Regions from separate parts of the Mus musculus genome. Here region 1 is linked to region 2. A link is a loop called in an ENCODE intact Hi-C map of the cell type or tissue named here. Cell type or tissue: left cerebral cortex. All regions are shown on one strand. Links, peaks and the distances in the headings refer to the core of each region. The heading gives the core; the rest is flanking DNA. Region 1 holds the start of Gm40327 (a long non-coding RNA gene). Region 2 holds the start of 1700048F04Rik (RIKEN cDNA 1700048F04 gene).

Region 1 (11,613 bases), core at 1,911-9,910, 95 kb after region 2:
TTCCAAGCTCAGCAAGAGACCCTGTCACAAGGGAATGAAGCAGAGAATGAAGGAGCACAACACATTATATCCTTCCCCAGTCTCTGAACTTACACGTACAGGTCTGTATGCACACACACACATAAATATGATTAAAGTATACAAGAGGTTACTTTGCATAGATTATATGCAAACGCAATGTCATTTTAGCCAAGAGACCTAAGGACTTTTATATCATGAGGGGTGGGTCCTGGAGTCAACATCCCAGAGACAGAGGATAGGTATATCTTCTTACTGTGCAAATGAAACCTTAGTTTAGCGTGTGTGTCAGTGACTCCACACAGCTCTCCTCCTCTAGGTTCCTGTTTATAGCACAGAATGATCTGGAAATAATGAAAATATGAAAACGAAAGGCCTTTATGGGGTTTTAGGCTTGTGTTAAAATCATATTTACCATGTTTTATTAAATGGAAGGGAAATCTTCAGCTCCCAGCAACAATAGACTCAATCATGTTGGCTTCTGTTTTATCCCAATATGAATAGCAATTAATTGCACATCAATAGTTCTCATGCTTTGAACTAAATCAGGATGAAGGGATATGTTTCCATACAGATAAGTGATGCCAATGTGGATAATCAAATAGAAAGAGGGGAGGTAGGACGCCTTTGGCTTTTGTGAGAGTGATGGCTGATTAGAAACTTGTTATGCAAATAACCCTAACCTCCGAGAAACAAAGTGTAAAGATAAAAAATATACTACCAAGTGGGATGGACACTCATTACTTGATTTCTTTTTCTTTTTACATACTTTAGTAGTTTGAATAAGTGTGGCCCACAGAGGCTCAAATATTTGAATGTGTTTGGTTTCCAGTTGGTGAACTGTTTAGAAAGAATTAGGAGTTGTGTTTTTATTAAAGGAGATGTGTCACTGGGCCTTGAAATTTCAAAAGCCCATCAGGCTCAGGTTTTCTCTCTCTCTCTCTCTTTCTCTCTCTCTCTCTCTCTCTCTCTCTCTCTCTCTCTCTCTCTCTCTCTCTCTCTCTCTCTCTCTCTTGTCTGGAGGATAGGTTGTGAGCCCTCAGCTACTGCTCCATTCATGTCTGCCTGCCTGTTGCCATGGTATCCACCATGATGTCCTGGACTCCCCCTCTGAACCTGTAAGACCCTAATTAAGTGTTTCCTCTTATGGTTTGATCATGATGTTTCTTCACAGCAATAGAACTGTAACCAAGACATACATCTTCCTGTTTATTTTTCTAATAGTTCTGTATTTGCTTCAATAAAGTTACCTTTTGTCCATTGAACAGTTTTATGAATAAGTTTAAAGGGACTGAACAAATAGTGCCAATAGGAGTGACACTGTTAGGAGGTGTGGCCTTGTTGGAGTAGGTGTGGCCTTGTTGGAGTAGTTGTGACCTTGGAGTGGGTGTGGCCTTGTTGGAGTGGGTGTGGCCTTGTTGGAGTGGGTGTGGCCTTGATGGAGTAGGTGTGACCTTGTTGGAGTAGGTGTGGCTTTGTTGGAGTGGGTGTGGCCTTGTTGGAGTAGGTGTGGCCTTGTTGGAGTAGGTGTGGACTTGTTGGAGGAAATGTATCACTCTGGGGGTGGGTTTTGAGGTCTTCTATGCTTAAGCTGTCCCCAGTGTGACACACAGTCTTCATCTGCTACCTGTGGATCAAGATGTAAAACTCTCAGCTTCTTCTCCAGCACTGCATCTATCTGCATGCTACCATGTTTCCAGCCATGACAATAATAGACTAAACCTCTGAAACTGTAAGTGACAAAGTTTTCAATAGTTACCATGATCCTGGTGCCTCTTTATGGCAATCAAACCCAAACTAAGACACTTACAAACATTCACAAACACATTTTGATGGTTTGAATATGCTTGGCTCAGGGAGTGGCACTACTTGGAGGTAGTAGCCTTGTTGGAGTAGGAATGGCCTTATTGAAAGAAATGTATCACTGTGGGTGTGGGCTTTAAGTCACTCTTCCTAGCTGCCTGGAAGCCAGTCTTCTCCTAGCAGCCTTCAGATGAAGATGTAGAACTCTCAGCTCCTCCTGCATCATGCCTGCCTGGATGCTGCCATGTTCCTCCCTTGGTGATAATAGACTGAACCTCTGAACCTGTAAGGCAGCCCCAATTAAATGTTGTCCTTATAAGACTTGCATTGGTCATGGTGTCTGTTTACAGCAGTAAAACTCTAACTAACACACACATGTACATATACACCTAGACATACACAGTCACAGATACACACACACACACACACACACACACAAATCCTAATTTACAGGGATTTTAGATTTAACCAGGACCCCTGCACTTTCATGGGTCCATCTGATACATGTGTTTGTGGAATGTGATTCTTCCTGCTGCTTGTTCTAGGACGTATGTGGACGACATCTGCAGACTCACTTCATTCCTCTTCAACTTTAGAAATCTCAATTTATAGAGAGGGCGATGATGGGAACTTGTTTTAGATAGCTCTTTTTGTCTGTGGGTAGCTTGCACCTAAAGTCACAAAGGGAAAATAAGTATAACAAGAAATAGAAAAATGCACATCCAAATGCCCCTGGCAAGCTCATATCCATTCCCCTTAATGAATGTCAACTTTGGAAATTAGAATTCACGAGGAGATGAGACTTTTGAAAAATCCTTATTCTCGGGCAGGTTTTGGTATTTTTATTTCCTTGAAAAGGAACACCAATAGAAAAAGACAGAAGCTAGATTGCTTTTGTCCACAAGTTGAATCAGAAACATTTGATAATTGGCATAGAGGGATTCATCCCATGTCTACAAGAAAAAAAATAATATTGGGGAGGGGGGACAAGGAGACATCTGGGGAACAGTCAGTCCCTTATTAGTATTAAAAAATTCCCGAACTCAAGAAATAACATTCAACAACAACAACAAAGCTATATTTTCATTAGGTAGAACTGTTTTTAAAATAGCCTTCCTTCCTTTTAGCCATGGAAAGAGGGGGTTTGGACCAGCAGGGTCACTTTATAGATAACTAAAGTCATTCCCATCAAAAATTTAAGAATAATATGGATTTTTTAAAAATGGATTTGAATAAACTTAGAAATTTTAGCTGTCAAGGGGGGGAAAATGTGTCCCAGAGAGAGACAAAGGAGTGTCAGAACTCATACTTGATTCTTTCAATAAATATCATCCTGATAACTCAGGTGTCTGTTGATGTCAGGATTAAAATGCAAGCTGGACCTCTCATCCTAGAGAGATTTTAATGTGTGTGAATAGCTGCCAGTGGAAAGAATGGTCCTCGGATTTTTCAAAAGGCAAGAAAAAGCCACCAAGGAGTTGCTGCAAAAGCCTTAGTTCCTTGTCTGCAGGGACCCAGAACCTCCAGGGAAGGGTCTGAGACCTCCTAGGAGGTAACCTCCAACAACTTCTGAGACCACACCCACAGAAGGAAGCTGAGTTTCTCAGAAAAAGGAATTAGGAGAGCTGAAAATATCGATCAAATCGCTGTAATAGAACAACGGCAGCTAGGTTACAGAGCGAGGCAGCTGTCAGCGACTCAGCCAAGAACTAAGAGGATTTGAAAACATAATAACACAGAGTTCATAGAAGCCACTATGGGGTCTGAAAATTTAATCTCATGTACATTGGGCAGAGAAAACAATGAAAACTAGGGATCCCTCTGCTCAGCCCAATGGAACTCTGGCCACGCTGCGGATGTCCCATGTCAAGGGCTCAACGTAGACGCTGGAAGCCTGTGAAAAACCGGAACTAGATCATGTAAGCGCTGTGAGCCCAACAACGTGACACCGGAAGTGGCTCAAGTCCTCACCTTGATTGGAAGAGAAAAAAAAAGAAATCACACAGCACCAGAAGTAGTCCTTGTCAGGGTCTGTGTGAGATCGGAAGTGAGTGGTGCCATGGTCAACCGGGAAGCACTACCTACAAGTATCAGGTGAGCACGTGGGAGAATACCAACACAAATGAGATGATTTTTAAATTTAAACACAATTTCTATTTAATAACTAGTAGTAACTTTAAGTGTCCAACGACCGAATTTAACACAAGTCTCCAGATTATGTGGTTTCTCAGGCAAAACACCACACAGGACGTGAGTTTGAAACTCCGGAGGCTCCCACCATAAGACAGCAAGGCATGGAAGTGGAATGGGGTAAAACGAACTAGAGGGAATCTGTAAAAACAGAGGAAGAAGAATTCAAAAGACTAAATGGAAAAGGCCAGCAACAGGGAATGCCTCAGGAGACCATCCTTATTTTCAGAGTTTGTCACGGCAAAATCACCAATGACCAGTAGTCCCTGAGGACAGTCTCTGAACATCTGGGGGGGGTGGGAGGGAGAAAGGGGGGAGGAGGAGGAGGAGGAGGAGGAGGAGGAGGAGGAGGAGGAGGAGGAGGAGGAGGAGGAGGAGGAGGGAGAAATAGAGAAACAGAGACAGACAGAGACATACACATACAAAGAGACATGCACTGAAACATACACACAGAGACACACAAAAACAGAGATGCAGACAGAGATACACACAGAGAGAGAAATACACATGCTCACACAGCTTAATTAAGAAGAATTTACAGAAAGATAGCCATTAAAAGATCTGAAAATTTAGTGCTAAATTATGTGAGCATTGTGGAGGAATGAGCTCCAACCAAATTTTGCAAGTTCTGCAACCGTCTGCGTGTTTCCACTCCCCCTTAGCAGTGGGGGTATCACACACATGGCTGTCACCTCTGCTTTCTTCATTTATATTTTACTGTGAATCTCCCTTCTCCCCCGTTCAATGTGGCCAGCGGTTTCCTTGTGGAAGGACTTTACAATGCATGGCGTCTAGTGAGGCAGGGAAAACAATCTAAAAAGAAGCTCTATGCTAGAGCAAACAGTACAAACAACACATACTTAACCTCCAAAGGCAGGGCTCAAAGAACACAGAGGCTCCTCTGGTAGGCACACTGATCCTAAGCTCAGTCCATGAAACTATGGGGCATTTCCATCTCTTGAGACCAGAGGAAGATGCATTTGGAAGATCCTCTCTCTAAAAATGAAGATTGTGCTGAAACTCTTATGAAATGTGAGAACAATTTTAAATCGGGAAGAAAAAAAAAACCCATACACACAGTAAAAAATAAATGTAGGCAAAATTGACAGCCATCTATGTGATACAACACATACACACACACACACACACACACACACGCACACGGGAGTAGTAGACCTAAAGGATACATTTCCAGGCACAGATATCTGCTGGGAGGAGGTTGAAGCTCTGCTGACAAACCTCAGCAGAGGACCCCATCCAGAAGCTGAAGGCACTGGCTTATCTCTAGGAACAAACCTGTATCTATCTCATGGAACCTTTATGGGAAAGAAAAATAGTTCAGCCTAGAATGAGTTAAACAGAAACCCTTTAAAGGCTATTGGAGAATTTTTGGAGCCAAACCTGGTAGACAATTACAGCACAGAAAGTGACCCATGACTGAAGTTTGCATAATACCACTGAACTTTGTGAAGCATTTCTTACTCTCCTAAAAATCATAAAAGTAGAGGGAACAAATGCAGCCAAGGGAGCACACTCCAGTTTCTATAAAAAGTGCACTTCTCAGCCAAACACCCACATGGCTAGTCTGCAGCTCACCAATCCTAGTCATGAAGGTGTTGACAGATAGTAGACACCCTTCATGGTAAAGCCACCATCTCTGGTTCCTGCCTTCTGGAGGCTCCAGGGTCATCCCACCCTTAACTCGCTACTGTCCTGTTGACAAGTGTCTTACCTTTATTTTTGAATTAGGAGTATTTTTTAGTCCTTTAAGTCTCTCTCTCTCTGTCTCTCTCTCTCTCTCTCTCTCTCTCACACACACACACACACACACACACACACACACAGATGTACACTTTCAATACTTATTTTTATGTCAAGGTGGTGTCAACTCCTGACACAATCAATGTACAAGAAGAGAGGTTTAGGGCACACACTCACCAAGGACAGACTGTCATGACAGGAACAGCATGGCAGGCATCAGCGTGTTGATCTGTGGCATTGAGAGCCTGCATGGGGCCTTCTCACGTTTGGGTGGATTAAACCGCCAAGAGTTAGGTCAGAACCAACCAGCTCCCTCCTTCCTGCCCCAATGACCTACTTCTGCTAGGGCACAGTCCCAAAGGTTCCACAACCTTCCTAGACAGTTCCACCAGTTTGAGACAACTGAGCCTGTGGGGAAATTTCACACTCAAACCTTAATGACACTGAGCCAGGAAAGTGCAAAATACTTTTTGAAAATAGTTTAATTTCAATTCTGTAAAAAGGACAGAGAGAACTCCTTTGAAATGGATTGATTTAGTTTTTAGCTTGCAAAGTGCACCCCAAACGATAGTGTAGAAAATGCACAGTTTTCTATGTAGCAAGTGAGGGCTGAAAACAACACACTAATGGAGATAAAATGCAAAGAACTGGGATATATAGTAACAATTCCAACTGCCAGCGTGAAAGATTCTTTTATTTATATATGTGAGCTGTCCTTGTAATTTCCCTACTGGGTTGATTTTACAAGGAAAAAAAAAATGCCTATCCTATCGACCACAGTGTCATTCATCACGGTGTTAGGGGCTCCAATCTAGGGATTCATCATCAGGGTTTGACAACAAAATCCATCGGCTCAATACACCAGGCTTTAGCGGGAAAGTGAGTTACAAGTATGTAATGCCCCTTGGTGTCTTCTCCGTGAGTCCGTTGTATGGGTGCCCTGTTGTTGGATGGTGGTGGTGGTGGTGGTGGCTGTTTTTAGATCTGAAATGTTGAATGCAAAAGCAAGTGGCAGGAGCCTGATAGGCCTTTGCATCCTCACTTTCTCCGTCCCATCTCTCTCTAATTCTCCCAATCCCCAGCTTTCATTCAAATATACCAAAACAGCATGAAATCAAGATGAGTTCATCATCTCTAATTTGTGCTTGCATGTCGACTGTAATCGTCTTGTAAGCATTAAAAGCCAAGCTAAGACACTGCCTGTCTTAGATAGGGTTTCATTGATGTGAAGAGACACCATGACCAAGGCAACTCTTTTAAAGAAAACGTTTAATTGAGGTTGTCTTACAGTTTCAGGGGTTCAGCCCGTTATTATCATGGTGGGAAGCATGGCAGCATCCAGGTAAACATGGTGCTGGAGAAGGAACTAAGTATTCTATATCTTAATCTGAAGGCAACCAGGAGGAGACTTGTAGCCACATGCAGCTAGGAAGAGCATCTCTCTTCCTCACTGGGCAGAGTTTGAGCACTAGGAGCCCTCAAAGCCCACCTACACAATGACACACTTCCTCTAACAAGGCCACGCCTCCTAATAGTGCCACTTCCCATGGGCCAAGGATATTCAAATCACCACACTGCATCAAAGGAAAATGGCAGAGAGACATAGAGGATGATACTGCATGACTGCCTTCCTCTAGTCACAGGTGCTACATACCTGCACACATGTATACACACACACATACACACACACACACACACACACACACACACATACACACACACTCCTATCACATGTGCACATGCACACACACTTATCTATTTATTTACTTACTTTGTTTTAAATTTTTTGCTCAAGAACTTCGTACATACACATAATGTGTTTGAGCAAATCCATCCCCATCCTCTCCCCCTTGAATTCCTCCCCTTTTCCACTTTCCCCCCTTAATTCCATGTACGTTTTTATAAAAACCACTGAGTCCATTTAGTGCTGACTACATGTGTGGGGGTAGGGACAAACATCCACTGGAACATGGGCAGCCTGTCAGAAGCCAAATCCATGAAGAAAACTGGCCCTCTCCCCTGCAACCATCAATTGCCAATAGCTCCTCAGTTTTGGGTGGGACTCTCTGAGTCGCCCCCTGTCTATTCTGGGATTTCTCTGTGCATATTTTCTTGATGATATCCTAGCCACTATGAGTCACACACACACACACACACACACACACACACACACACACACACACCAAATTTTAAAACCAGAGAATGGTTTTAAAAGGTTACATAACATCCTAAATTCAATTAATTGGTGTCAAAACATTTGAATTCCATACCAGATCATAATACTATCTATATAAAATTAAATTATTCAAATGAATATTTTAAAATTCAGTGGATCTTTATCTGTTAAATAGCACAGACTGAACAAAATCAGTTAGTGCCAAACCTCCCTATGGCTGCACCAGAAAAAAGTGTAAATCAGTGTTCAAAGCCATGAATCCACAAGAGTAAGAGGGCCGTCAGAAATCGAGGACATGCAGGATACGGTATGGAAGCTCAGTACACCAAAACAGGTGTACCATTAGCAAAGAGCCTGGAAAATTGGCCACTCATGCCTTCACAACCTTCACAGACTAGGGAAAACCCAGGGGTAGGTACTTCCAAAGTGGGAGTAAGAAAACTTTAATATATTACAGGACTCTTGACTACTAAATACAGTGTGGGCTGGAATCTACAGTGTGAAAGAGTTTAATAGTGACAGCATCCATTTTTCTCCTTGCTGTGACAAAATTGTTTCATTTAGGGGCTGGAGAGATGGCTCAGCTGTTCAGAACCCTTTGCACTCTCACAACTGACTCTGACTCTGGGAGATCTGACTTCTTCTGGCCTTTGCAGGTACTACAGCCATGTGGCAGACACAAAAAGACCCATAAGCAAAAATAAAAATTTTAAATGAGTCATTTAGTTGATAATAGTGCCCCAAGGTCTGTAGAGAGAATCTCTTATAAGCATCACCTGTCAATAAAATAAAGTCTATGACCAATGAGCTGAGGCAAAAAATAGGAGGTGAGACACTGGCAGTAAGAGAATAAAAGGAGATTCAGGGAAAGATGCTGGGGCAGATGCTAAGGGAGATGTTGAGGAAGATGCTAAGGAAGAGGATGAAAGAGAGGTATCTAACCATGTAGAAGACTTAGAATAGTTTGAATGGGTTAAATAAGTTAGTCCAGGAAGGAGCCAAAGCTTGTGGCCTAGGCATTTGTTAATAAATAGTCTCAGAGTCGTCATTCAGGGAGCAGGAACAGGGAAGGAAAAACGGATTTTTTTTTTACAAAGGTTAATTTCTCCTAATTATTTTCATACGATTATGTAAGATGCTAATATATGGAAATCATGTGTAGGGTATGCGGGAAATTGCAACTATCCTAGAGAATTCTAAAATAAATGTGTTTTTTAATTCAAAGTCGGTAGAGGTATTTTTTTCCATTTCCATTTTTCAAGTTTCTGTATATTCTAAAATATATGTGTTTATTATATCTACAGTAGAAAATGTCCTTGTGATGTAAGGAGATGTTAGTCAGCTCTACTGAACTGGTTTCTGGGAGTCAGTTAGCCTTAGGCACTGAGAGCTATGATGACTTAAGATGGGCCCCAGAGTGCTTTCGGAGGAATCACAAACTGATGAGCATGAGCTTGTGGTCACATTGACCCCAAAAAGTGACTACACACACACACACACACACACACACACACACACACACACAGAGCGACCATCAATTACCAACAGTACCTCGGCTACAGCTGTGGCTTCGAGATCCTGGAGCAGGTGGCATTGGTTTTATGTCTCTTCATGCTTTGGTATGAACAGACAAACACACTCCTAACTCTCCCTCTGGTCCCCCTCTTCCTCTATAGTGAGCTCCAACACAGTTTGTTATTTCTGATTTTAGCAGCCATCCTGTCTGGGCTTACCTCTTCCAGAACTTCCTTCTTTTCAGTGTGTGTGTGTGTGTGTTTTTCCTCTACATGTGCATGCACACACATGTGGAAGCCCAAAGTGGATTCAGGAAATGTCCCTAATGTCTTGTCTATCTTGTTCACTGAGGCAGGATGTCTCACAGGCAAAGCTCCTTGGTATGGGTCGTTTTTCTAGACATCTTGCTCTGGGCATCCTGCCTCTGCCTTCTGGGGTGGAATTACAGGATACTCTCCACATCCACGTGGCGTTTATGTAAGTTTTGGGGGGGGGTAGCAAGTGCTTACCTGCTAGGCTTTCTCTCTAGCCCCTTCCAGAACTTTCTGTCGCAACTCTCTGTCACCTTGTCTTTTGAGATGTATCAAGTGTGCTTGACAAATGGAAGCTGTATACATTTGAGGTATGAGGTGTAGTGTTCTGATCAAATTATACATTGGACAGACATTTCTAAGATCAAGCCCATCTATCACCTCATTCGGTCTCCCTGTGTCTCTGTTTCTCTGAGATCCACTCCCTTGACATATTCCACATACACAAAACCCCAGTGACAATCACTGTCAGCTCACTGTTCCCGGGCTCTGGTGTGTGTTCATTTTGTAACTGAACGATGTTGTACATTCTGGCCAGTCTATTTCTCAAATAGAAAACTAAGCATGCCAGTCACCCAGTTAAAACCCTCAAATGGATCCTTATCGTCCTGAGGGGTAAGTTGGAAAGTCCCTCTGCTGAGAGATGGATGCTATTCCAGAAAGACCAAAAGTCGTGACACCCCATCCTGAGTCTGGAAAATCATCGGTTTACCTTCTCCAGTTTGTAAACTGACAGAAAACAGGGTTTACGAGACAATGAGAATATAAACCTTCATGTTTCATACTTGGAGTCACATAGGTCATAGATCTGCTGAACTCAAGGTTTCACGGGGGTGTGGTTGGGGGATTCATGTGTGCGTGTGAGTGGAGTGTCTGTTCCCAAGTGTGAGGGCACACATGTATGCATATGTGCAGAGACGAGTAGAATGTCCAGTCTCTTCCTCATCACTGTCTCTCAGTGAACCACAACCCACCATTTTGACTAGTCTGACTGGCCAGTATGCTCTTGGCAATTTACCCGTCTCCACCCTACAATGTTGCAGACTTGAATAGCCATGCCTGGCTTTTTACAAAGGTACAGAGAGGATTTGAACACCATTGAGCCGTCTTCCCAGCCTCCGGCAGGATATGGTTTATTAAAACCTTCATGCCCCGTCTTCTGCTACTTGTGTCTCACTGTCGGATGGTATATCCTCTCACAGAAGCAGCTCCAGCCCCACCTGCCTCTGTGTTTACACCCAGAATAGAGTGGTTCTTTTATCAGGAGAACTTTTTCAGTGGTGGACATGTTCTGATTGCAGCCTCTGAGGTACAGAGGAGACTAGCTGCATCTTCAAGTCCTGGGCTTTTCCTACACTGTAAACTGAAAGCTGGTGTCCCTCCCTGGAGGGATGGAGAAAGGGTGAAAAGAGAGGGAGGCAAGGATGGGGGAAAGAGTGGGAAATCATATTAGAAGTTTTAAATTAGCAGCAAACCTAAACGGTAGATGGGGAGAAATTGATGGTGTTAATGCATGTGCGTGCGCACGCACACACACATACACACACATACACACACACGCACATACACACACATACACACACACACATACACACACACACACACACACACACACACACACAATTCCTGTGCTTCAGGTGTCATTCTCCACTAAATAAAATGGTCTATTAGGCTTATCTGTCCCTCTCACGAGTAGTCTATAATTAAATAACCACCTTTTAAAATCCTGCTAGTCTGAAAGAAAACCATTTGAGCATTTTCCTTAGCTGATGAATTACACGGACCAGTGGTCCTTGATAAACAGGCCTGTTCTAAAGCGATACATGAGAAAAACCACTT
Region 2 (11,613 bases), core at 1,237-9,236:
ATATGCCCCATTACAGGGGAACGCCAGGGCCAAAAAAATGGGAATGAGTGGGTAGGGAAGTGGTGGGATGGGTATGGGGGACTTTTGGGATAGCATTGGAAATGTAATTGAGGAAAATATGTAATAAAAAAATAAATAAAAAAATTCTTCTTTCTTAATGTTGTGTTTATATATATGTATATATGTGTGTGTGTGATATCACATATACATATACACACAAATATATATATATACATATATATGTGAGATTTTATATATATATATATCACATAATCCTAAATACATAAATATTACCTTCTCAGTCTGTAAAATGCTACTTTCATGTTTGTGTTCAGGGCTGACTATTTTGTATTGAATAGCCGATTGGTGTGCCATTCCCTGGGGAAGACTCTTTCTCCCACTCTCAGCATTCTTTGGTTTTCTGCAGTTCTAGTCATGAGTGCAGATGCCAGCCTCTCTTCCCTGGCACTTATACTGATCCACGTGCTGAGACTTTGAGCCTCTTTCTAGACCAGTGCAACTGATTTCAAGTGGGATAGTCCCTGATGTACTGGGTTCTGCTCCTAAGGACTTGTCTTTGAAATGCATTGACAACCTGTGTGTGAGATGGGGAAAACAGCTGAGTAAATGAATCTTTCCCTCCATCAGTCAACCACTCTGAGAGTCCACCAATTTATTACACTCATTCCCCATAACATGTGTAACTGGCTGGTTTTTCGTGTCAACTTGACTCAAGCTGGAGTTATCACAGAAGAGTGAGCCTCCCTTGAGGAAAGGTCTCCATGAGATCCAGCCCTAAGGCATTTTCTCAGTTAGTGACCAAGGGGGAGGGCCCAGTCCATTGTGGGTGGTGCCATCCCTGACCTAGAAGTCCTGGGTTCTATAAGAAAGCAAGCTGAGCAAACCAGGGGGGCACAATCCAGGAAGCAGCACCCCTCCATGGCCACTGCATCAGCTCCTGCCTCCAAGTTCCTCCCTTGTGTGAGTCCCTGTCCTGACTTCCTTCAGTAATAAATAGCAGTGTGGAAATGTAAGTTGAATAAACCCTTTCCTCCCCAACTTGCTTCTTGGTCATGATGTTCTGTGCAGGAAGACAAACCCTGACTAAGACGACATGTTTTTAAGTTGGACTCTTCATCTGTCTCAGAACTTCATCAGCACAGCTGTGGTGTGCATTTTTTGAGAGGGCCTGCTGGGTTGCTTTTGTACTTACTTTGTGGGATAATTTCCTTTGAATAGAATGTCTAGCTTTATGGTCTTAACGACCTAAGGCTTGACAAGGGTACATAGCATCTTCCCTCTCAGGAGCTGTCTATCTTCCCTCATCTTATGAATTATGGGTGTTTACTAGAGTTCTCCCCAGCTCCCCCAAAAAGCAATGAACCAGATAGATATATCCCTCCCTAGCTGAAGACAAGCTTCAACTGTTTGGATGCCTCAAATCTGGCAGAGGAGGGCGAGGTCCATAAGCTAACAGAAGAATCAATACGCTGTAATGAGAGATGGGAGTGGATATTTGAACTATAAAGAAATAACTTAAAGACCTCTTCTTTTTCTGGGGCGGAACACAGCGGCAGTGCACTAAGCTGAGCATGCAGTGTTTTGGCTTCAATCCCCAGCACATACACAAAAAGGAGTTTAATATTTCTGGTCAGCAAAAAGCAGGTGGGTGGGGAAGCATGCGTGTGACCCACTTTCTGCTGCTGTCATTGAAGCAGGCTCAGGATCATAGGGAACTTGCTTTGTCTCTCCTCTTCTCTTTGCTGAGCACAAATGCCACTTATCCTAGATTGGACCAGACTTTCTGCTGTCTACCTCTGGTCTTAAGAATAAAATTAAGGTGACAGCTAAGAAATGTGTTTCCAGCAGACTGTTCCTGACAAGCCTTTTCTTTATGGGTGAATTAGAAAGATGCACTGCTCAAAAGATAACTACAGATTCCTCCCAGGAAGAGAGGGTCCATCTTGGCTATAGAACCTTTGCCTCCTTCAAATGTGCGCTTGTAATTCTAGTGTTGCGGAGCAGGGAGGCTGGAGATAGGCACTTCAACCCCGCCAATCACCTAGCTTATCTGATCAATGATCCTCAGACCGGTGAGAACTCTGACTCAAAAGCCAGGGTCCTAAAATAAAAACAACACCAAGGCTGACCTCTGGCCTCCATGTATACATGCTAGCTCACACAGGAGCATGCATATGCAAAAATAAAATCATAAGTAAATAAAAATAAAAGTGGAAGATGTGCTTTGTTGGTTTTCTGGCTCCTATGAGGGTGTTTAGGACTGAGATAGCATCAGAGGGATGAGCCCAGGAAGGGGGGCCGTGGTGAGACACAACTGAGCCAATTACAATTTTATCTTTCCATCTCTCTCCTGTTTCCCGAGCTTTGTACTGGAGATGTGAGAAATGCATAGATAGAATATAAGACACAGCAGGCTTTGGGTAGGTAAATATTATGGAGTAAAAATTGCCAACCCAGTTGGTTTTCTTTTTTTAAGTAAGTGCAAATAGAATAATAGATTTATAAAGAAAATGGTTCTGGGCAGGGGAGTATGCTTGGTGGGCAGCTTGTAAGAGGAAAGAGACTCCACACTTCCCAACAAAAAGAATTAGAAAGGTTTTACTTAGAACTTGCCAATCACCCTGATATGTTTGCTATATATAGCCTTTCTGCATCAAATTACCACACAATACCCCAAATACACACGATCTCATTATTTTTCTACTTAAATTAAATAAGAAACATTGTAATAAAAAAAATCCCTCTTACCAGAATGAATCCTTCCACCCTGAAACAGACTCAAAAGGATATATACAATATAATACTATGTATCCTTAAAAAATGAAAGTCACACTGCCGTCTTCAAGACTATGGATGAACTCAGAGGAGACAATACTAAATAAAATAAGCCAATCCCGGGATGAAGCATCAGGTACATTCATAGGAACAGAGAAGAATTGTGGCTTCCAGGGCCTGGAGATGAACTGGACGTCATTGTTCACCAAGTGCAACTTTCCTTTCTACGAAAAGATTCGGTTCTGCAGGTCTGGGATTATCTCCCTTACAGAGGGCTTGCCTAGTGGGCAGAGACCCTGGTTTCTGTCCCCAGCCCCACATAAATCATGCCTGTAATCTTAACAGCTGGAAGCTTGGTAGGTGAAAGCAGGAAGACAAGGAGGGACAGGCCATCCTTGTCTTCACTGCAATTTCAAGGCCAGCCTGGGCTACATAAGACCTCATGTCATGAAGGAGAAAGAAGGTGAGTTCTGCTCTATAACATGATGAATACATGCAAGTGTGGTATACTTAAAGTGTCAGAGCATATACCCACTCTTAAATATTTGCACTACACTAAAAAATTAAATAGATAAAAAACACTTAAAACAAAATAGCTAATAATAATAATAGAATTTCTTAATGATAGTCTTGCTTTCCCACCAGGGAATTCTAGTCATTTGGCCTGTGGTGGGATCAAGACTGGTTACTGAGGGCATTCCCTTTACTTGAGTCCACTCTAAGCCCCTTCTAGTCAAAATGGCCAGACACTAGCAATTTCACATTGCTACCATAGCAGCAGGCACAAGCCAACCAATGTTGGCTCATATCTGTCTCTTGTGGTAGACTCCTGTCATGGTTAATACTGAACCATGGCCAACTAGAGGAGCTCTAGAGCCACCTAGGAGACAAAGGTCTCGGGGTGTACCTCTGAAGGAGTGGCCAGGTTTGCATCTCTGCTGCTGAGACAAGAACCCTGACTAAAATCAGCCTGGGGAGGAAAGGGTTCGTTTGACTTACAGAGTCTACTATGGAAAGAAGTCAGGCCAGGAACTCAAGGCAGGAACTGAAGCAGAGGCCATGAAGTATCAGTATTTACTGGCTTGCTCTCCATCACTTGCTCAGCCTGCTTTCTTTCATCACCCAGGACCACCTGCGCAGGGATGGCACCACCCACAGTGAACTGGGCCCTCCCACAGCAATCATTATTTAAGACAGTACCCCCACAGTCTTCCCCACAGGTCAATCTAATGGAGGCAATCCCTCAGTTGCGACTCTGCTTCCTAACTGTGGGTGGAACATGGCCAAATGCCCCACACCTAAGCTGCCATGTCATCCCCACAAAGATGATCTGTGCCCTTGCATTATAATACAAAGTAAACCCTTCTTTCCTTAATTGATTCCTTGTCAGATATTCGGTCCCAGGCACAAGAAACAGTAACACAGCCCACAGGAATGAAGACCCCAGAACTGATATCACCAGACATCTTACTGCCCTCTGACTCCTTAGAACACACACCTTACTCATTAGCCAATAATATTACCTCTTCTCCACCGAGGAACATCTGATGCCCCCAAGGGATATTTCCATGAGGCAAATTTAAAAGACTGCTATTAGCTATTAGGCGCTTCTGTTTGGCTCTAAATATCAACTTGGAAGTGTCAATTTGCCAGCAAGTCCTTAAGTCCCAAGGCTCTGAATCACTAACACAGCTAGCTGCAGGGCTCGACTCTCGGCATCTGTCAAGATCGTGCATTTTCTGCCAGCAGCATCTGAGCTATTTAAGTGGGTGACAGTCTATGCCTAGAACAGCATATAGAGTGAGCTAACATCATAGGATCTGAATGTAAAATGCCAGGACAGCTTAGCCACAGCATGGGGGAGGCTTGGAGCTAATACTTACTCTCCCTACCCTCATTTTTAAAGACAGGGACATAGTTTCTATTTCCCATGCTGGCCATGAACTTGTTGTAAATCCAAAGATGATCTTGGACTTCGGCTCCTTTCATTGGTCTTTCCAAGTGCTAGAATTACAGGTTTTCGTCATTATCCCTGGTTTATGCCGGTATTGGGAATTGAACCCAGGACTATATGGATGCTAGACAGGCACTCTACCCATTGAACTAGTTTGCCATCTTTGCCACATCTCTTCTTTAATATCTGTTTTATTTTCACGTATGAATATGTGCACACATCATTCATTTCTCTCTGTATATGCACACAACTTTAAATGTATCAGTGTTGCTTATACTTAATACACACACACACACACACACACACACACACACACACACACACACACACACCAGGATACTTGTTTACTTGAGTCTGTCTGTAAACACGCTGCCTTTGTTTGAACTTGGTTCTTCCTCGACATTCAAACAATCAAATACGGAGAGCTCTGCATATCCTATTGACAGGCAGGTATCCTCAGGGATGGGTGGCAGAGAAGAACAACAGAAATAAAGAGTGTACATGTGTCTGGGGGAGCTGCCTTGAGGGTATAAAGCCTGACACTCGTGTGGAAGCCCTGACTCTTCTCCTTACTGCCTGCAGAGCTTGGTTTCAGACTCTCAGGACTACAGGAGTCATTTGCAGCTAAGTCAAAACCGAACTTCTGAACTCGGTTGGATGAAGTTGCAAGCTAAGGATAGAGAATGGTGACAGACAGCCTACTAATTACCAGAGCCCTCTACACTGGTGTCTAGGGAGAGCAGAAATAGAAACAGTTGTAATAAAACAGGTGAGAGCACATCAGAGGGACAGGGAAAAGCCAGGGTGTCAGACATCAGCCCTGGGAGGCGGTATGATCTGTCCTCTATTCTGAATTGTGCATATATTGCATGTGTGTGTGTGTGTTACATTATTTTATAGTATTTTATGAAATAAATGGAAATAGAAGGACTGTTGAGCAAATAATATAACCTATAGAAGATAACATAGTATAAAATACTATAGTGTGTTATTTTTATACTTTGGGGGAATATATGGAGTACCCATAATATTTTATATACATTTAATTTAGGTTGTATATTTTTATATACAGCATATATAGTCTCATGGTACAGCTCATTTTAATTTGTCACCATGGTAACCAAAAATAAATGATCTCACTAGAAAAACTTAAGTGAAGTTAGCAGACACCCAGCTCTGCTTCCATGCTCACCATGAAGGCTTGCTTTAATGTTCTAAATATGTATGCATCATTAATACATGATTTTGTCTGCACTACCAACATGGCAGGGCGAGGAAAGATGCTAAGATCCACCTTAGGGTGTGTGTGTGTGTGTGTGTGTGTGTGTGTGTGTGTGTGTCTGTGTGTGTGTGTGTCTTTGTGTGTGTCTGTGTGTTGTCCAGCCATGTTGAAGAAACACAATTAAAGGTCTGACTTCAGGCTGGACAGTGGTGGTGCACTCCTTTAATCCCAGCACTTGGGAGGCAGAGGCAGGCAGATTTCTGAGTTTGAGGCCAGCCTAGTCTACAGAGTGAGTTTCAGGACAGCCAGGGCTACACAGAGAAACCCTGTCTTGAAAAACCAAAAAAAAAAAAAAAAAAAAAAGGTCTGACTTCAGATCTATTCATGGTGTGTGTGTGGGGTGTGTGTGTGTGTTGGGGGGGTATGTGTTTGGTGTCCCAAGATTACTTTACTGAGGCAACCCTTGTCCTGTCCTGGTCACATTCCTTCCTTAATGTTGGCCTCAGATATTCTGCTTACTCATGTGCCTGTGGGGCTGTGTGCCAGGGCTCATCTCCATGTTCCAATACATGACCTGTTCATCCTTATTTGAAAAATCAGCTATGGAGAGTGTTTGTGGGCTTGCCCTAAGGTACTGGTGAGGGGGCAATCAACTGATCTGTGAAGGGGGATCTTATAAACACATCTTAGGGACCAATTATATCCACCTTGCCTTCTGTTTTATTACAGCACGGATCACAGACAGGAGGATGGGACCCAGGTACACTGTGACTGTCTTCCTCACTTTCTATTGCTTTCTGAACTTGATTCCTTTAGTTTTTCAAGACAGACGACAGCCAAAGGCAATATTTATACCTAATCTGGGTAGCCATGGTAGTAAAGGGAATCACACCTTGCTCTCTCACTTCTGCCCACCAAGACCAGCCTCATTGTGGGCCCAAGGCAGGTGCTATCAGCAATTTATGTCTGTTTCTTTTGGTAAATCTTTGTTTAACAAAAGACTTGTCCATCTGTATTACAAAACTGCTTTCCTCACTCTTATACAGTGATGTTTGAAAGCTATATGTTGTGTTTTGTTGACCCATTTTTGAAAAAGTGACTAGGTCTTACATTTGTGTGTGTGTGTGTGTGTGTGTGTGTGTGTGTGTGTGTGTGTGTGTGTAAATGTCCACATACCTTCAGGGACCAGAAGAAGGCATCAGGTCCCCTTGATCTGGAGTTACAGACGGTAGGAGCCACCTGATGTGGGTGCTGGAAACCAAACTCCAGTCTTCTATGAGAGCAGCAAGTGTCCTTAACCCCTGAGCCACATCCCCAGATCCTTCGCTGATGTTGATATACATATATATCCAAAATCTCATGGCTCGTCTTATTGCCTTATTTGATTTATCTAAAGACACAGAACCAATAAGCAGGGTGTGGGAGGGGTGGGTGTGGGTGGAGGAGTAGGGGAGATTGCAGCCATTTATCCGTTACTTCATTATGACTATCTCTGGCCACCTTAAACATAGACTGGAAGAACTTTCCTAGCCAATCAAAATTCCCATCTCCTAGTCATCACTAGTTGCCAGGTGCTGGTTGGGTTCCATCACAAAAGGAACTGTGTGGTCTATGGAAGCCCCTGGAGGGAGGTAGCAACCAGAAGGTAATCTGTAGGGTCATACAAACCACCTTATCTCATTGTATCCAACTCATCCTGTAGGAGCCAAGCGATTGGGATTGGCTGAGGACAACAGCCAACTCTATGGGGTTCTGGTTCTCTTGAGAGATAGAGTGATTTTTTTTTTTTTACATTTATCATTGAGATGAGACAAGAGCTGGCCAAAAGATTTCTACTTGAGTAACAGAATAAGCCCACAACGAACTCAACCTGTATCCGGAAGCACAGGCAGCCTGAAGGACCTACCGCGCGGTTCAGCTCTTTCGCTACGTGAAAAGTTTTGTAAATATATTTTTATTTATCCTTTGAGAATTTCACATATGGTTACAACGAATCCTGATTGTGTTCATCCTGCTTCTCCCTGAATCGCCTCACAGACCTCTTCACACCCATCTTCCTCCCACTTCCATGACTTTATTTTAATAACCCTTGGTTCAAATTCATGCTTTGCCACCTGTGCATGAGTAAGCGGCCATCCACTGGTGCGGGATCAACATACCAGGGGCCGCATCCCTGTGGAGAACTGACTTCTCCACAAGTGGCCTTCAAGGTTCAGTAACTCCTCAGCCTAGGATGAGATCTTGGAGCCCCCCCCCCTTGCCCACCTCCACCCCCCACACATGCTGATCGATTCCATGCTGAAATGTTGACTGGCTTGGCTGTGTTCAGGCCTTAACCACCATGGCTGCTGAGAGTTCAAGGTCGCAGTGGTCCTGTTAGGTCCAGAGCACACCATTTTGCTCCTGTCTCCCTGACCTCTGGGTCTCATGACCTTTAACCTTAGCAGCAAGAGTTACAAGCCTGACCAGGTCTACCTCTTCCACTGAGGATAAAACAGACCATCTTAAACAATAATTAGAACAGCCCTTAGAACATGGTCTAAGCTGATATCTAAGGGTGATTATCATCACCAGATAGCCAAGTAAAACCCCCCAAATACCAAATGCTTGAACCAAAATATAATAAATGCTGTCAAGAAGAATGGAGAACTGCCTAATCTAATGCATATTGTGCATGAAAAAAGCTCAGGGAATGGCTAGAGAGGTGGCCCAGTGGTTAGAGCACTGGTTGCCCTTCCAGAGGACCCAGACTTGAGTCCCAGCACCCACATGAAAGTTCACAACCATCTGTAACTCTGGTCCTATGGGGATGTACACACTCTGTCAGACTCTGAGGGCACCCAGCAGCATGCAAGTGGTGCACAGTCCTATGGACAGACAAAACACACACATATATAAAATAAAATAATTGCAAACGCACAGGGAAAGTCTAAAAATAATGTCTACTTGGATGGAAACTTTAAGGGAAAATATGAAGGTTTGGAACCAATATGAACATTGGTTCTGTTCCAATCCAAACAACATTCTTGTCACTCACAAAGACCTGGACTGGATTCTGAATGAGAAGGGACTCCGTGGATTCCCACAGAGGAAGGCATGTTTGTGAGGCCTCTCCAGACAGAACTGTGCCTGGCCACAACAAGGAGTGGATCACAGAGGAGCAACCACCTGAATAAGAAAGAACACAAGGAAGTCTTTTCAGCTACCGAATGCTGTTGCTAAGTTTACTGCCTCCTGAAATACCCCAGGAGTTGTACAAGACAGTTGAAGAATGGCAAATAATTGAGGCGATGTGCGTTCAAATGAACAATTTCCAAATCGAGCAAAAGCATCATCCCGGTCAGGAACTGAGCAATTGAAAAAAAAAAAGAAAAAAAAAAAAGCAGGCCAGAATTCAAAATACTATCTGAAATATGCTAGGAAATACGTAAGAAAACCCAAGAAAGTTACCAGAGGATGACCTTGCCACATCCCAGAGAAGAAGGTAGTCTCAAAGGACATGAGTGCATCAGCTGGAATGCTGGAGAGATAGCTCAGGTCCTAAGAGAGCTTACTGCTCTTCCAAATGACCAGAGTTCTGCTCTCAGCATGCACTTGGATGAGCCACTTCAATGATGGGATATAAAGAGTAAGAAGAAAGACTCCTTCCTTCCTTGAGTTGCTCCTGGTTAGTCTTATCACAATAACAGAGAAGCTTGTGACACCCAGTGAAGAACTCGTAGGGTGATATCCAAAGCCAGCTCATGTGGGAGTCCTGCTCACGTCCATGTGTAACTTTCTATTTTTCCAGGACTACAAATCTGCCCCCTCCCCAACAAACATGCCTCCTCCTTTTCCACCTTAGGTTCTCTGCAAGAATCTGTACTTCCTGGGTTGGCACAACAGATGTCTTCCTGCCCTTCACATCTCTAACCTAGATCCTTTTTCCAGAGATATCTTGCCTACCGCTTAGCCAAAGAAGCTTCCAAGCTCACAAAACTGGTTTTGTTTCATCTTTACAGCCCATAGAACAGATTGATGCTTCCCTCCTATTTATGGATCTGCTGTCTTTTTCTTCCTCTGAAAATTACTCTCCCCACGAGCAGGGCCTCAACCACATTCCCCACTCTTCCCCATTACCAAGTGCACTGTAGAAGGAGGAATCCGGTCATGCCAACACCGAGGACCCCTCAGTGTGCAACCATGGAAACAGAGACAGCACTGAATGAGTGTCGCATGTGGAAAAAGTGACAGAGTTGGGGCCCCAACCAAGGACGATTTCACACATCAACAGAACCATCTGCCTGCGCCTTGGATCCTGCTTCCTGTCCAGTTTCAAGAAGAGGCATCTACCAGGGTGAGCCAGCCTGAGTTTTTTTTTTTTTTTTTTTTTTTTTACCAATTCAGTAAAGCATACTTACAAACCCTGAGAACACACTAGGTACAAAATTCTATCTCCTTTAATACATGGATCTTTTTTAAAAATAATGTTTGTATTGATTCCTTGAAGCCTTTATCCATGTACACAGTACAGTTTCATGATATTCACTCTCTGCCACCTCCCTCCAAATGCTCTAGTGACTCCCCCCACTTAATCTCTTTCCCAACCTCATGTTTTCTTTTTTAAAAAATTATTATGAATTGCATCCTAAGTCATCATATGTGCATGGGTGTAGGAGTTGATATTATTATTGTATGTGTATATGAGAAAGCCACCACAATTAAGATACAAAGCACTTTCAACAAGAATATCTTAAACTGAAATAGCTAGAAAGAGACAGAAAATCACATTTGCTGCTGGGGATTTGACAATCTCTGAGAGCTCCCCTAGCAATGTACATCAAAAACTCAGAAAGTACACACAGGGCTGGGCATGGTGCTCAGCTGGTCCGGTGCTGTCCAGCATGAAAGATGCTCTGGGTTCCTTCCCCATCACTTCATAAGCCAGGTGTGCTCAACACACCTGTAGATTCAGCACTCAGGAGGTGAATGCAGAGGGCCCAGAGTTCAAGACTATACATCTTTGATTATATAATAAGCTCAAGGCCAGTCTGGGCTTCCAGAGATCCTGTCACAGAAGGAAGGAAGGGAGGGAGGGAGGGAGGGAGGGAGGGAGGGAGGGAGGGAGGGAGGGAGGGAGGGAGGGAGGGAGAGAGAATAAAAATAAGTATAAACAATCGTTGCACTTGTTTCCTGGGTTGGTCTCATGCTGTTGATCATGGATCCGGAGTTGTGCCATAGCTCAGACGTACCCACTCATCCACAACAACCAACACAGAACTCTTTCTGACGCACAAATGAGATGTCTCTGAGGTACATTTCAGAAGCTTTGGACTTGAATTTGGACCACTCAAGAGAGGTAAATAAGAGCCAAATCAGCAGCCAACAACAAGAAGAACAAGAAGGGCTTCCAGAATACTATCTCCTGCTTGAAAAAGCAGAAAAGACCCCCAAACAGCATGATGGTATAAAATCATGATAAGCCACTTAAAATAGGGGGGCTGGAGAGGTCGCTCAGCTGGTCAAGAGTGACTGTTTTTCTTTCAGAGGATGCACCCATGTTCATTTCTCAACACCAGTGTCAGGTGGCTGAGAACTTTCTGCAACTCCACGTTCGTCTGACCTCCAAAGTTACTGGCATGCATAAGCACACACACACACA

What was found. Peaks named below come from ENCODE experiments on the same cell type or tissue, not always from the same donor. Only the 100,000 strongest peaks of a DNase experiment are listed, where the experiment ranks them.
Region 1: a loop joins it to region 2, with 5 times the contacts of the local background. A loop is called at or near these places in 2 of 42 quality-filtered maps.

Annotation. Positions count from the first base shown.
Region 1 is chr5:125,830,069-125,841,681 of GRCm38, reverse strand. It overlaps Gm40327 (a long non-coding RNA gene), which reads left to right and starts at 3,777. Exons shown (of 3, transcript XR_868522.2): 1 at 3,777-3,915; 2 at 8,513-8,604. In left cerebral cortex, for the core only: a CTCF peak has its summit at 8,577; DNase peaks (open chromatin) are centred at 5,256, 5,592, 8,534, 9,374 and 1 more place; H3K27ac peaks cover 2,235 bases.
Region 2 is chr5:125,924,622-125,936,234 of GRCm38, reverse strand. 1700048F04Rik (RIKEN cDNA 1700048F04 gene) reads right to left here and starts at 7,466. Exons shown (of 2, transcript NR_166411.1): 1 at 7,149-7,466. Gm32986 (a long non-coding RNA gene) reads left to right here and starts at 9,436. Exons shown (of 3, transcript XR_377070.2): 1 at 9,436-10,308. In left cerebral cortex, for the core only: no CTCF peak of the experiment used is centred there; DNase peaks (open chromatin) are centred at 2,318, 4,543, 5,435, 9,051 and 1 more place; H3K27ac peaks cover 2,632 bases.